2 separate regions of the Homo sapiens genome follow, and region 2 is linked to region 1. The links are chromatin loops, found by intact Hi-C in ENCODE. Cell type or tissue: PC-3. All regions are shown on one strand. Each heading gives the region's core, and the rest is flanking DNA. Links, peaks and the distances in the headings are about the cores only.

Region 1 (2,813 bases), core at 181-2,680:
TAAGGAATATCCTTTGAGAAACCCAAACCCAGAGGCATTTCCCAGTGTTAACACTTTGGTAAATTTCTTTATGGTCCAATATTTTTCAAATGGGTGGGCATGTCAGCAACAGTAACTGTGGTGATTATTAAATACTTAAAAAATCATTTTTTTTTGAGACATGGTCTTTTGCTCCATCACCCAGGCTGGAGTGCGGTGGTGCAAACATAGCTTACTGCAGCTTCAGCCTCCCAGGTTCAGGCTATCCTCCTGCCTCAGCTTTCTGTGTAGCTGGGACCACAGGCATGCACCACCATGCCCAGCTACTTTTTGTATTTTTTGTAGAGACAGGGTCTCACTTTGTTGCCCAGGCTGGTCTCCAGCCTCAAGCAGTCCTCCCACCTCAGCCTCCCAAAGTGTTGGGATTACGGGCATGAGCCACTGCACCCAATAATCTCTTTTTTAATTTTTTTAGGAATAGGGGTTATATATATTCATTCCTGTGTGTTTGTGAATGTTTAAGTTTATTTTGAAACAGTTCATAATTACAGAAATGTTGCAAGAACAGTATGAAGGACTCCCCTATTCTCATTTCCCCATTTGTTACCATTTTACTATCTTTGCCTTATTCTCATTGTTTGTGCATGTGTGCACACATTATTATTGCTATTATTTTTGTATTTTTCATTACTGAAATCTGAATTATAAAATTCTTCAATGAACTGTGAACTTATTTCTCCAAAATACTATAGAAACTCAAATTAGACTACAAGTTTATTAATTTCCCCCATTTCTACCTGCTGCATTAAGGTAAATTATGCTTTTCAAGTGTGTGAAAAGTTATAAAATTTCAAGGAAACATTTTGATAAGGCTGCAGCCTGCAGTCCTCGTGAGGAGGAAAGAATTGTCAAAGCCAAGGAAGTCTTCAGTTGAGGCCCATGCACAATCCTAATCAGTCTGGATTAGTGAGGTTGTAATTTGATGTTGGATGGGACTGTCCCAACCATTTGGAGCCAGTTTGAAGTCCTATTAGACAGGGTCCTTTAAGAATTAGAGTCAGCTGTTTGCTGAGGTGTGAACCTCAGCCTGAAACATGCTTCCATTTTTAAGTTTCAGGACTAAGGGGGCCATGCAGGAGCTCTGGGCTTTAGTGACCCCTCTATTTTGTTTCCTGTGGTGACTTGTCATGTTTTCACAGCGCATCAATATGGATAGTTTTTAAAGTGACAGCCAGTTTCAACAGTGGTTTTATTTCACATACATTGGAGCTTCCATATCTGGATTTTTTTTTTGTCAGCCACTAAATCAAAGCTCTTCCTCCTCCAGATGGTTTAAGACACCCAATTTGAACATTAAGTGAGTCAAGCAAACCCTGTGCCACATTACCAAAGGGCCTGCTGGTTTAAGAGACTATGGATGTGACTTACATAACCTCTCATGGAGCATTTCCAAAACCTTGTAAGGAAGCTGGGTATAGTCACCTCTCCTTCATAACGTTAACACTGAGCCATGAAGCCAGGGCTTGTGTCCTCAGAGAATGCATAAGGAAACAATCACCAGATCGCCCTGGGAGGAGAAGGCACTAGGCGTTTGTTCAGGAGGTTGATGCAACACTCACAACAGCCGCAGGATACATGTATCATACCTCCCAGCTGGAAGGCAGAAACAACTTCAAGTTCAGCTCCCACACTCACATGTGTGGTAGCTCTATACCTAACTAGAAAAGTGCCTTGTTTAGGTATAAATTAGATTGCAGGGACTGAAAAAAAAATTTTTTTTAATTTTTAAAAACATTTTATTATGAAAATTTTCAAAGATACTTCAAAAAAGAGAAATACAGTCAGCCTGCATATACGCACTACACAGATGCAACCATTTATCAAGATTTTGCCACATTTCTTTACCCCGTCCCTTATTTATTTTTTGCTAAAATATTCACAACAAACCCCAGATATCATATCATTTTACCCCTAACATACTTCAACATGCCTCTCTAAAAAAGTAGACATTTTATAAACACAATGCCACTATCCCACCTATAAAATTAATCCAGGACCAAAATTTTGATGTATACTTTTTACATAGCTTCTGCAGCTGGGTAACCTCACAGCACAAGAATCAACAAGTCCATGCCTACACGAATTCAGCTGATAACTTTAAAGAGAGGGATCCTTGCTCTCAACTTTGGACGAAATTCTTTGGTTTGGGGCTGGGGGCAGGTGAAGAATTTGCACTTGTGGTTCTCCAGAATGTAATCTCAGGTATTGAACTGTGCCATTTGCTTCCTGGGCATTTCATCCTTTCATCAATGATTGGTAATCATAACTTACAGGAATTTTTAAAACAATATTTTAATTGGAAAACGCATCTGTCAGCTGTCAGGCTTCCAGTTTCCACTTTTGAGAAGCAGGATGTTGAATGTGAGTAATGACACAACAGGCCTATAAAATGCGGACTAACCCTCGGATGACTCATCCGGTACAATGCAGTATATTTGTCAAGGAGACTGAATCATATATGGGGGAAACCACTTCTCAGGCAGCCAGCTGGTTCTCAGGTCAGCAAGAGACGATCCATTTTTATCGGAAGCTTTATAGTAGCAATAATGCTAATACCCAGCACTCGGGCTCCACAATGTAGAGGAAATGGCATCGCCTGGCAGGTACGTGCTTACTGTTTACATGAACTTTATTTTTTCATTGTTCTCTTATTCTTAACCTTTCTGGTGCCTGCTTTTAGCATTTTTTTAAAGGAGAAAATTTATCCTAGTTGTAGAGGACCACAGTGTGTATGTGTTTGTATTTGTGTGTGCCCACGTGCAAGGACAGATAGG
Region 2 (2,813 bases), core at 202-2,701, 100 kb after region 1:
TTTCACCAGGAGTCAAGCCAAACCCTTTACCATGGCTGAACAAGACCTGCCCTCCTGCTACCCTTCTGACCTCATATCCCACCTGCCCCCCTCCCTTGCTCACTCTGCTCCAGCCACACTGGCACACTCCCACCAACCTGGGGCTTTTGCATTTTTCCTGCCTGGAAGATTCTTCCCCCAGACAGTCACAAGGCTCACTCCTCTCACGCTCAACTTAGGTCTCTGATCAAAAGTCACTTCATCCAAAAGGCCTTTCCTGATCACAGTTTATGAAGGAGCACACTACCTCCCCAACCACTAACATTTTCCAGCTCTTCACCTTACTTTTCTTCATATCACTTATTACCACTAATACATTATTTAGACTAAAAGCAGGGATTCTGTTTTCATTGTTTTGTTTGTCCCCGGCACCTAGACCTATGTCTGGCACCCAGGAGTTCAAGAAATGTTTGCTGAATAAATGATCACCTGAGATTAATTATAAATTATATGTAAAACTCAATAAAATCAGAAAAATAAGTGAAGTACTTAGACAGTATGGCTCCTTTCCAGTCTGTTAATCTGTTTAATGTATGTGAGCCCATACTCAATTTAATTTCAACAATGAGTCATATATGAAAGATGTAACATACAGTACTCTGTAATACATAATCTCATTATCTAAAACAGTTGATCAAAGTCAGTGAGACAAAGCTCAGAGATTAACTCAGGATTAGATAACTCTTGGTTAAGTATACAGCACATACTGTATACTTCACATAGTCCAGAGTCTGGTGGAAAAAACACAAAAACCTATGCCAAAGAAACATCAACTATTTCTAGTTTAAAAATTTCTTTCTACTGTACATACCAACAACAACCAATTAAAGTCTGTTTCAAGAGTTATGACAGTCACCGGAATGCAAAAAATTTTGAGACATGATGTTTTTCAATCTGACTGAGAAGACAACATATGCAACAAATAAAGTCAGAAATATGAGATAGCCCAAGAGAAGTGCTGAAGGCTGATTGCATATCCAAAAAATAAGTTTAAAAAAAGAACAAAACTCAAGTGGGGCATTTATTTCCCTATAGTACAGCAGGTTCTTCTCATGCATATACAGGTGCCTCAGAGTCCGTGCTGGTTGTTACAGATGAACCAGAACTTTTGGCCCTGACCTCACTGCCTCCATCCACCAACTCTATAGAGGTGACCAGAGCTTATCTTGAACTATTTCCTTCTTGCTATCATTTCCAGGATGCACTTGACTGCAGTAGGAATTTGTTTTGGAAGACGTCTTGCTCCCTCTGGTGGTTGTCAAGATTCACAAACTACTGTATAGCCTTTTAAAAGAATGTTAGTAATAGTTGATTTACTAATACTTACAGAAAGTTTTTCCACATCACCCTTCAAAACTCGTTCTAAGTAAAGCTGTTTAAGTTCTCGTTCCAACCGTGATGGCAGGCCAGGATACATAGTAGACCCTCCAGAAAGCACAATGTGTTTGTAGAATTCAGATCTAGAAAGGCACAATGGTTATTCATTTGGAGTTTTAGGTTAGGAAAATGGTATCTCAGGGTTACTGTTACTTATGTCAGCCTCGGGGTTGCTGGGAGAATTAAATAAAATTCCACATGTAAATCACAGGGCTGAATATTTGCTGTTATTACTACTGTGAAGTAACGACCCCTCTTTACATATAAAATCTTTTCATAATTTTGATGAAAATAAAATACTTCTAAAAGTATATAATACACTTTTTTGTGAATATAACTGAGACTTCTAATAATGACCAAGATTTACATTACAAACTATTTTATCACATGCTTCCCTAAAGCCACTAAGATGTGGTTGTTTACTATAATTAGCCCTATTCTACTTTAATCCAGAATTCCTGCTTTTTAATTTTTCATTTATCTTTTGTAGTTTTCTTTTTTGTTCCTTTGCTTAGAGGCTGTCTGCTGTTATTTTTGGCTAGACTGATGTGTATGCTTCTTATAGCAGTACCCTCTTTTCTGATACAGTACCCTGCTATCTACTGACAGCAGTACCCTCTATTCTGATATCTATGAGATCAGAAAATCCAATCTAAAAAGACTGCATATGTAGTAAAAGTAACAGAATCTGAGCGAGGGTCTGAGGAATAATTCTCACAGTAAAGTTTGGGAGCTGATTTGCACCCATTTTGGCCTTTTTCAACCTGGCTTCCAGGTTCTCAATGGCTAAAGCTACTGCAACTCTAACAAAGCATTGCTTTTGTATTTAATTGCCATAGCAAGCCCAGTGAATGTCGCATAAACTAAGCAGTTGAAATACAGATTCATGTGATAAGTACTCACAAGCATTTACATGTACATTTTCAACATGCAGAACACACAAAACAAAATTTGAGTTGTTCCACTTTGCAATGCAAACTCTGTGGAGAAGGTACTGAATCTGACTCCGCACTTTAGGTACGTCGAAGCTCTAATCAGCAACAGGCATGTACTTTTCTTTTTTTATTTTTTAATACAGAGTCTCACTCTGTCACCCAGGCTGGAGAGCAGTGGTGCGATCTCGGCTCACTGCAACCTCCGCCTCCCAGGTTCACGCCATTCTCCTGCCTCAGCCTCCCGAGTAGCTGGGATTACAGGCACCCGTCACCACACCCAGCTAATTTTTTGTATTTTTAGTAGAGACGGGGTTTCACCATTTTGGCCAGACTGGTCTTGAACTCCTGACCTCGTGATTCGCCGGCCTCGTGATTCACCGGCCTCAGCCTCCCAAAGTGCTGGGATTACAGGCGTGAGCCACCGCGCCCAGCTGGCATGTACTTTTAAATACAATTTTGCTG

What was found. Peaks named below come from ENCODE experiments on the same cell type or tissue, not always from the same donor. Only the 100,000 strongest peaks of a DNase experiment are listed, where the experiment ranks them.
Region 2: a loop joins it to region 1, with 8 times the contacts of the local background. A loop is called at or near these places in 9 of 110 quality-filtered maps.

What each region holds. Positions count from the first base shown.
Region 1 is chr2:65,366,419-65,369,231 of GRCh38, reverse strand. The region is part of intron 1 of SPRED2 (sprouty related EVH1 domain containing 2); the gene reads left to right. Among named protein-coding and RNA genes, the nearest start is that of SPRED2, 65 kb to the left of the region's middle. In PC-3, for the core only: no CTCF peak of the experiment used is centred there; DNase peaks (open chromatin) are centred at 1,501 and 2,461; H3K4me3 peaks cover 1,192 bases; H3K27ac peaks cover 2,268 bases.
Region 2 is chr2:65,263,729-65,266,541 of GRCh38, reverse strand. ACTR2 (actin related protein 2) reads right to left here. Exons shown (of 9, transcript NM_005722.4): 8 at 1,367-1,499. Among named protein-coding and RNA genes, the nearest start is that of ACTR2, 37 kb to the right of the region's middle. In PC-3, for the core only: a CTCF peak has its summit at 1,282 (motif pointing left); a DNase peak (open chromatin) is centred at 1,281.